Linked DNA regions of Homo sapiens: all the other regions are linked to region 1. A link is a contact called in ENCODE Hi-C or POLR2A ChIA-PET data. All regions are on one chromosome and are shown on one strand. Each heading gives the region's core, a stretch centred on a gene start or an enhancer-like site at or near the end of the contact. The rest is flanking DNA. Distances are from core to core; before and after follow the strand shown.

What was found. A loop is a pair of places that touch in the nucleus more often than their neighbours do. ChIA-PET counts read pairs that join two places held with the same protein, here RNA polymerase II (POLR2A). Pooled maps may share reads with other maps.
Region 2: a loop to region 1 is called in a pooled map, with 3 times the contacts of the local background. The contact joins two enhancer-like sites. A Hi-C loop is called at or near these places in 2 of 168 maps with a recorded cell type or tissue (IMR-90 and sciatic nerve) and 10 of 50 pooled maps. POLR2A ChIA-PET finds 5 or more read pairs at or near these places in 6 of 52 experiments (OCI-LY7, T-cell, activated CD4-positive, alpha-beta T cell and 2 more).
Region 3: a map of CD4-positive, alpha-beta T cell shows a loop between it and region 1 (2.8-fold over the local background). The contact joins two enhancer-like sites. A Hi-C loop is called at or near these places in 6 of 168 maps with a recorded cell type or tissue (CD4-positive, alpha-beta T cell, CD4-positive, alpha-beta memory T cell, CD8-positive, alpha-beta T cell and 1 more) and 10 of 50 pooled maps. POLR2A ChIA-PET finds 5 or more read pairs at or near these places in 9 of 52 experiments (CD4-positive, alpha-beta memory T cell, CD8-positive, alpha-beta memory T cell, activated CD4-positive, alpha-beta memory T cell and 4 more).

What each region holds. Positions count from the first base shown.
Region 1 is chr5:35,778,998-35,781,787 of GRCh38, forward strand. SPEF2 (sperm flagellar 2) reads left to right here. Exons shown (of 37, transcript NM_024867.4): 30 at 120-349. Among named protein-coding and RNA genes, the nearest start is that of IL7R, 76 kb to the right of the region's middle. Within about 2 kb of position 1,419, at least 3 of the 41 ENCODE cell types and tissues checked have a DNase peak (open chromatin) inside an H3K27ac peak, as active enhancers do; they include CD4-positive, alpha-beta T cell and CD8-positive, alpha-beta T cell, where a contact is called at or near this core.
Region 2 is chr5:35,903,411-35,906,200 of GRCh38, forward strand. CAPSL (calcyphosine like) reads right to left here. Exons shown (of 5, transcript NM_001042625.2): 5 at 878-1,236. The coding sequence ends at 1,135. Among named protein-coding and RNA genes, the nearest start is that of CAPSL, 34 kb to the right of the region's middle. RefSeq lists an enhancer at 1,185-1,284. Within about 2 kb of position 1,446, at least 2 of the 41 ENCODE cell types and tissues checked have a DNase peak (open chromatin) inside an H3K27ac peak, as active enhancers do.
Region 3 is chr5:35,670,257-35,673,046 of GRCh38, forward strand. The region is part of intron 10 of SPEF2 (sperm flagellar 2); the gene reads left to right. Among named protein-coding and RNA genes, the nearest start is that of SPEF2, 54 kb to the left of the region's middle. Within about 2 kb of position 1,460, at least 3 of the 41 ENCODE cell types and tissues checked have a DNase peak (open chromatin) inside an H3K27ac peak, as active enhancers do; they include CD4-positive, alpha-beta T cell and CD8-positive, alpha-beta T cell, where a contact is called at or near this core.

The DNA.
Region 1 (2,790 bases), core at 169-2,668:
ATGGAGTTGTCTAAGAGCTATATAATCTGTTTACTTTTGTGTATATGTCTTATAAGCAAACTTTATTAATCTAATAGTATCTTTCATGGGGTTAACGCTATCCATTTTACCACTTTCAGTACAGAAAAATTAACTGACGTAGCTCGCTATCACATTGAAACATCTACAAAAATTCAGAATGAACTTTATTTAAGCCAAGAAGACTTCTTCATTAATGGCAATATAAAAGTCTTCCCAGATCCTCCCCCATCAATACGTCCTCCACCTGTAGAAAAGGAAGAAGATGGTACCCTGACCATTGAACAGCTTGACAGTCTTCGAGATCAGTTCTTAGATATGGCACCTAAAGGTAGGAAAAATAATTATCATGAAAAGAGCACAAAAAAAGGTTAAGATTAACCAGGACAGAAATCACTTGCCAACAAGTAAAATCAGCTCTATGGGATCATGTGGCACTAAAACATGCCCTTGCTTTGTTCTAGTTTATTAAATATTTGTTTCATACAACATAGACCCTAATTAAACAAGCAGGACCCACTGTGAATAATGCTTGAGCAGTGTGGTGGTCCTCATTCCTGGTAATTCCTCTCTCCTGTCCTCCCCGACCCTTGCTGACAAGTTTGTATATTTGAGTATTACTCCACCTGGCAGCTTACAGAAAGACTTTGTGCATACTTCTAGTTTAGATTTTATATTGAGATTATGAGTTTGTGTTTCTGTGAGGGGAGACCAGGCAGTAGAAGATTTCCCTTTTATGTTGGCCTTTTCCCTCAGTGCTTGTAGACCATAAGCAGAATCAAATAAGCTGTTAGAAAATGTTTGCTTAATTAATTAGTCGGTTTGTTCATATGTATGTGTAAATGTTTTCTGCACACAACAATTTTATCTCTTTCACATTTTATCAGCATGGACCTACAGCATCTGCACAGGCTTTTTTTATTCAGCCTTTTCCTACTTCCAGATATTCTTCAATGAGTTCTGTCGATTGATAGCACAAGTAATTCAGACAGATCACATAGGATTATCATCTCCACTTTAAAGGTCTAGATACTGACTCACAGAGGAGTTTAGCAGATTTTTTGCCTATGGTCATATATCATTCAGAACTCTGCAGATCCAAAGTTCTTGCCCCTTCTCACTGAACTAAGTTGCCTCTCATAAGCAGATTTCTTTTACTTTTCAACATATACTACTTATTGGGAAATTATTACTTTTCCCTGTAGCATAGTCAACTGACTTTAGTATTAATACAATGTTACTTTTTAAAAAAGTCCAGTATTTCCAGAAATTCACATCATATATCATTAGTAAAAAGAGCATTACTCTAAGTCCGAAAGCTTCCTTGCCAAGCCCAATAGGTGAAATTGGTGTATGTGTGTGTGCCTGGGTGAACCTTGCGCTTTGATGTGTCAGCTCATCAAATCAGCTAGAGCAGGCTTTACAGCTCCAAGGTATAAAAGCCCACACTTCAGCTGTGGAGGGACGGAGGTGCCATTTGGCAGCATTTGGGCACGAAGGAAACATGGCCATCAGCAGGTACAAAAAATCTCGACTTTACAAATCAGTCCATGAAATTCCTTCAGTCCTTTAGTCAGACAGAGTGCACCCTCTTCTACATGGTGCGAGCTCCACAATGCCCTGTTATTATGTACTTCCCTCTTCAGAGTTGCTTTTTCTCTTCATTTTATCCAGGCCATTATTTTACACATAAAATAAAAAGATAAGTGTAAGTGGATTCTAAACATGACATGTGGTTTGCTTTAATCCTACACTCTGGTGACTGGGAGGAAATCACTCAATTAATAGGTAAAAACTAAAGGCATCTGGGGACACTTGAATAGGTAGAAGTGGATTTTGAAAATTATCATCCACTTACAATATATCTTTCAGCAGGGACCCTAGTATCCATGATGCTAATCATAATACTTTCTTGGATCCAACCTCAAATCCAGAGCTCATATTTCCACTAAAAATTTAAAAATAAATTTTAAAAAATAGCAGCTATAACTTGACATGTGTCTCAGAAGATTAACTCTAGAAACCCTTGGGACACAAAGATGTCAACAGATAAATGTTTTCAGACTATGGGAGAAATAAGAAGGGAGGGAGAGGAAGTAAAGGAAGGGAGGGAGGGAGAAACGGAGTTGTTTTTTTTTTAATTTTTATTTTTTTAAAAGCAGAGTAAAAGGAAACCATTTGCCCTAGGAGCTGAGAGTTTAATTTGAAAAGGCAAGCAAAGAGGAAGGAAATATGAACAACTATTTGAGTTCTTTCTGGGACACAGTATGAATGTTATTCAAGTGCTCAAGAATGCAAAGCATCAGTGTGCCCTGAAATTGGTCAGGGAAAAGTCTGTGGAGCAAAACTTTGGAGGGAGAAATTGAAGAGGGTAAAGAGATTTTGTGGCAAGGCTACAGAGAATGTTTACAGTTAGGGGAACAGCTGCTGGAAACTCTGTAGACAAGAAGCGTGAGGATAGGAGCATGATGTTTGGGAAATGTTTAGGAGACTGCTCTGCTTTTCTTTCTCCAACTGCATGAACTCCAGGCGAGTAGAAGAGGAGGCTTTCTCTGTGTGAGGAACCACCTCCTCCCACCCAAGCTGGAGAATTAACCCATATGCAAGAATAACAGTTGTAATTACCACAGAATTTACAAGGCTATACAATACGGTAGGATTTGGGGATTGTGATGATTCAAAGTGAGTTATGTATGGTCTATGGGCAAACAGTTTAAACTCTTTTCTCTATTAGCTCAATTATACCATTTGAAAAAATATATATTGCATATA
Region 2 (2,790 bases), core at 196-2,695, 120 kb after region 1:
TGCTGGTGGGAATTTTTGTTTGTTTGTTTGTTTGTTTGAGACAGAGTCTTGCTCTAGGCTGGAGTGCAGTGCAGTGGCATGATCTGAGCTCATTGCAGCCTCTGCCTCCCGGGTTCAAGCAATTCTCATGTCTCAGCCTCTGGAGTAGCTGAGATTACAGGCATGTGCCACCATGCCCAGCTAATTTTTTTATTTTTAGTAGAGACAGGGTTTTCACCATGTTGGACAGGCTGGCCTTGAACTCCTGACCTCAGGTGATCCACCCACCTCAGCCTCCCAAAGTACTGGGATTGCAGGCGTGAGCCACTGCACCCAGCCCTTGCTGGTGGGAATTTCAACACAATTGGCAGAAAGCAGAGAGGGGAGAGATAAACATTCCACCAGGTGAAGGCTTTCTGGAATAGCCTGCCCACACACAGCGCAAGATGTCCCAGATAAAATCTGAGCGCCCAGCCCAGTTTCAAAACTTCAGCCACAGGAGTACCATGAACAGGCGTGGATCTACTGCTCAAAGAAATAGCCTCCTCACTCACACCAGTCTTTAAAATGACTATTAAATAAATCATTTTGAATCTATTTGTCAAACTGCGGCTTCCCTAAACCCTAAGCAGTGAAACTCAAGATTTGCTTGTAGAAATTGAGGCTAACACGTGGTCTTCTTCTGGTCCCCAAATGAGACTGAAACACTTAAAGACTTACAATCAGTCATAAAAAGAGATATATTATCATCTCACCTAGAAAAGGATCATCTAAAAGGAGGTGAAGAAAAACTATGGGTGCATGGGTGAGGGTTTTAATTAAAATACTCAAGCTTTCATTAATGGCCAAGGGATAAAACCTAAAGTTGATTAGACACCTGCATGTATCAGCACAGCACTAGGAGCTTTACAGAGCTCATTTTATTTAAGTCCTATTTTAGAACAAAGGAAACAGTCTTAGGCAAGGCAAACTCACAGTTGGCTACTCAATGTCTTTTATTTCTGCCTGTTTTTTGGCCCCAGAAAATGCAATATTTTGACACAGAAAAAAACATTAGGATGAGTGTGAAATCAAATACGATTCTGGTTTTTGAGCTGACATTTAGTCATTTGGAGCCACATGGCTGTCCCAGGGCCTGGTCCCCAGGTCATGTGCTTAAAGCTTCCAGGCGGTTCTCATCATGATGATGAAGTACACATCAGTGTCAATGGATGCGCTCACACCTGCATAGTAGTTCATGAACTCCTCAGGGGTCACCTGCAGTGGAAAAGTTAGAAACAAAAACGAAACTTTGCTTCTCACTCTGTCAATGGGCGCCCACCTTGTGCACCTGTAAATAGAAGGGAAATAGAGGATTTCTTTGTGTATGTGATCATGGCTGAGGAACTGATCTAAAACAAAAGAACAAGTGAAGCTGAGGATGGTGTGAGAACAGCACCTAGGAAGAGAGAAAGAAAGTCTTGAAAGTTTCTAAGCCAACCTAAATGGAAAGTGACGCATAGGTTGTCATCTTTTGTCTAAGGGTGGGAGCCCGTCGGTTCAGGTAAGGGAGACTGAAACTCAGAGTAAGAAGGAAGTGCTCTGCAACTGTAGTTATTTCTGTCTTTCTGTGACACGTCAGAAACAACATGTCATGTCCTTGTGTCAGGGTAAGTGATGTTTTCCCTTTCCAAAAATGGAGTTCTCTCCTGTGGGTGAAGAAACAGATTTCTAGTTAAACGCTCCCGGGTTGCATGCTTTTCTAACACATAAATAACTCATTCAAGGCCCAGGGTGAATAAAAAGCTTACCCCTGCTTCATGCCTCCCACCCATCCTGGCTTCTCTCCACTCTACACCCATGACCATCTCTTTGAAATATTGACTAATGTGTTTATCTGTGTGGGGATTTTATATTACTTTCCTTTGGGGAAGGAGAAAAGACAGTTATTAGTCTTATTTTTAACAGGTCTAGATAATATGTACACTCTAATTTAATCATGTTGGTTGACATGATCGGTTGGGGACATACCTATGCCTTCCAAGAATCATAAGAGATGACTGACCCACTGGTCCTATTGAAATTATAAGTGACCAGAAAAGAAAAGTCACTGGATCCACAGTTGTCTTTCATACCACCCCTTCCCACTAAAAACATAAGGAAGGGCAGTAGAAAGAAAGGCATTTGAACTCAGCTCATAGTTGAACTGTAAATACACATCTACAATACATGCATAGAGCCTCTGTCAAAATTAGGATACCATTAGCATCCCCCTTTGTTGAACTTCTTTATTCCTCTCCTCCTTTGGATTCCTCAGCCTCTGCTTTTCAATTCCCTCATTAAGGGATTACATTAAGTTTCACACATCATTATTGCCCTCTTTCTATCTTTCTCATGTTGTGTGAGGTTCCAGGGAAATGTTTATCAGTGTGGGTCCACACCACCTGCATCAGGACAACCTGGGGTGTCTGTCATAAGCCTAGGCCCACAGGCTGTACCCCACACCTGCTAAATCAGAATCTCTGAAGCAGGTGGTTGTGGAATTTACTTCTTAAAAATCTAAACATCCCAGTTAATTGTTGTGCACACTACAGTAATTTAACTGGGAATATCAAAGATAATTAAGATAAAGTCTCAGTCCTCAAAAAGTTGCAGGCTGGTGAAATACTCCAACAAAGTAAGTGGATCATTTTACAGCAAATAGCAAGTAAACTAAAAGAGTTACCCACGAGACCCTGAGCCATTTTGACGGTGCACTTTACCATGACAGTTTGAGGAACATTTTTTACAGCTAATTATTTTTTAATTAAAAATTATCAAACTCCCGATATT
Region 3 (2,790 bases), core at 210-2,709, 110 kb before region 1:
CTACATAATAAATCCTTTTTCTTTAACATTAATTTTGTGATATTCCTTATTTCATTTCTACTAATAAAAATAGACATGTTTTGTTTGCATTTTCCCTTGTTTTAATTTGTATGTTTGTACTACTTTTTAGATGCTTAAACTATACATAAGCTATTATCTATTGTTCCTAGTAATCTTAGGGGAGTGGTCTGAAAAAACATCAAGCATAGTAATTGTCTGGGTAGACAGATTTCAGAATTTTTAAAATGCTTTAATTTATTTATTAGCATTTTTCTTTGTATGGGCTGTGTACTTTTGCTTCAAAAACCATTGTTAAAAAGTATTTCTTTTGTAATCAATCTAAATAATAGACTTTTTTTACAGGCAAAATGAAAGAGGAGGAAGTCTGGGTTTTATGAATAGCATAGATTCAAACAATCTTTTATTCAAAGATTGAAATAAAAAGTATCGGGTGCCAACTGTGATTTTTAGAAGAACTGTTGTAAAGCCTTTGAGATTAGACAGACTAGAGCTACATTACTGAAATTGCCAACTACTAACTGTGTGACCTTAGGTGACCAGTTCATTAAGGGCTAATAGATTTCCATTTTTCAATTAATGGAAAGGGAATGCTACTATACCTACTTCATTTAAAATAACATGAGTTAAACACTTAGCTGAGTGCACTTCATGTTGGATGCATATAATACATATCCATTTCTTTCCTCACCATCCTACTCTCCCCATCCCACTCCATCTCACCCTTAGAAGTAAAGGTGTAACAATCATAGCTTTTGGATAGAAATTTTGAGTGGATCAACAGCAATGGAATGAGGAGTGAGGCTTTTTATTAGAAAAATTACAAAATGAGTCCCGGAAGGTCAGTAAGTGCAACATGAAAAAAATCTATGAAAAGATTATTTGACCTAATTATTCACTGATAGTACATACTCAACAAAGGTTTGTGGGACAAAGGGTGAATAAAATGAATGAATTACAATGAACAAAGAAAAGTGCAAAATAACACTAACAAGTAAATATTACAAGAAGATAACCTTGTGGTTAAAAGATAAGGAAAAATATGAGATTATGAGAAATTAAATGTATACTATATTTTAATTAAATGAATCTGTATTTGTAGCACTAAGAGAATTATTATTAAGGATTGACTAGAACCTTAAAAGATATATGTGGATGTTTGTTTTGTACGGTTGTAAAATATACTAGACCTATTACATCCACCTAAAGTATAATGCCATGTAAGAAAATGCTTTGACAGTATCAACCTGTGTTAAGGTATTTCTTTCCATTGTAAATTAAAAGTCATTTTATTTGACAGACTTTACTGGTTCATCGAATGTTTATTTCTAAATTACTTGCTAAACAGCTCAATCTCTATTCTTGTTGCTCTTACAAATCAGGAGACCTAGTAGGCTGCAGCTTAGCAAAGATTTTTGTCTCTTTAGCTATTTTCCTTGTATGAGAAATGGTTACCACAGGAACATGCTTGTCTTACCCACATCCTGAAGCAGATGATGCATTTCTTTTGCAGAAAATTGTAAACTTTTGTTAGGAGTTTGTGAGCGTCTAGCAATGTACTTTATTTTGTGTATTGACTTTGCTGTTTTTCTAGAAATGAAAATTACCTTAGGATTTATAATATGTTTTCACAAGCTCCCTTCGACACCATAATGGAAAATATGCCATATACAGGTTTTAGGATATACTGTAAACTATTATACTATCATTCTTTATTTTTAGATCTTTGGTCTCTTCAAGAACTTGTCCTAAATGTTCCTACATACAAGTAAAAAATAAATGTTTCAACTTGTAAAATATATTATCTGGCTTAAATAGTCTATCACAAGAGGCAGCGGAACAATGCATCCTGGCTTATCTAAAAGAAACAGTTGTCCACGTTTGTCATTATTAAATTTGTTCAGGAGTTTTAATGCAAATATATTACTCAGAAATTAATACATTTGCTTGAACATAATGTTCATTATAATGTTATTGAACATAATGTTCATTATAATGTTATTGAACATTATATATAATTCATTATAATGTTATTGAACATAATGTTCATTATAATGTTATTGAACATTATATATAATGAACATTATTATGTTCAAGCAAATGTATTAATTTCTAAGTAATACATTTGCATTAAAACTCCTGAACAAATTTAATAATGACAAATGTGGACAACTGTTTCTTTTAGATAAGCCAGGATGCATTGTTCCGCTGCCTGTTGTGATAGACTATTTAAGCCAGATAATATATTTTACAAGTTGAAACATTTATTTTTTGCTTGTATGTGGGAACATTTAGGACAATTTCTTGAAGAGACCAAAGATCTAAAAATAAAGAATGATAGTATAATAGTATAATACATTTGCTTGAACAAATAGTGTAATACATTTGCTTGAACATAATAATGTTCATTATATATAATGTTCAATAACATTATAATGAACATTATGTTCAAGCAAATGTATTATTCAGAAATTAATCTTCAAAAAGTTTATATTCTTAGCATACTTAATTGATGTCCATACCCTATACCTTTAAAGAACTGACAGTTCCCAGTTTTGAGTTTGTGCTTTTAGAAGCCCGTGTTCTGTTCAAATAAGCTATTATGCTTAAAATTTTTAAATATTGTACCTAGAAATTGCAATTAAAACAGATATTTGCTTATGTACATGTCATATGTAGCTGCCAAAAATTTGACTCATGTCTTAACTTTATTTCCTAAATCATCACACTCTATTTATGTGAGAATGACTGAATGTGAGGGAGCTCTACCCC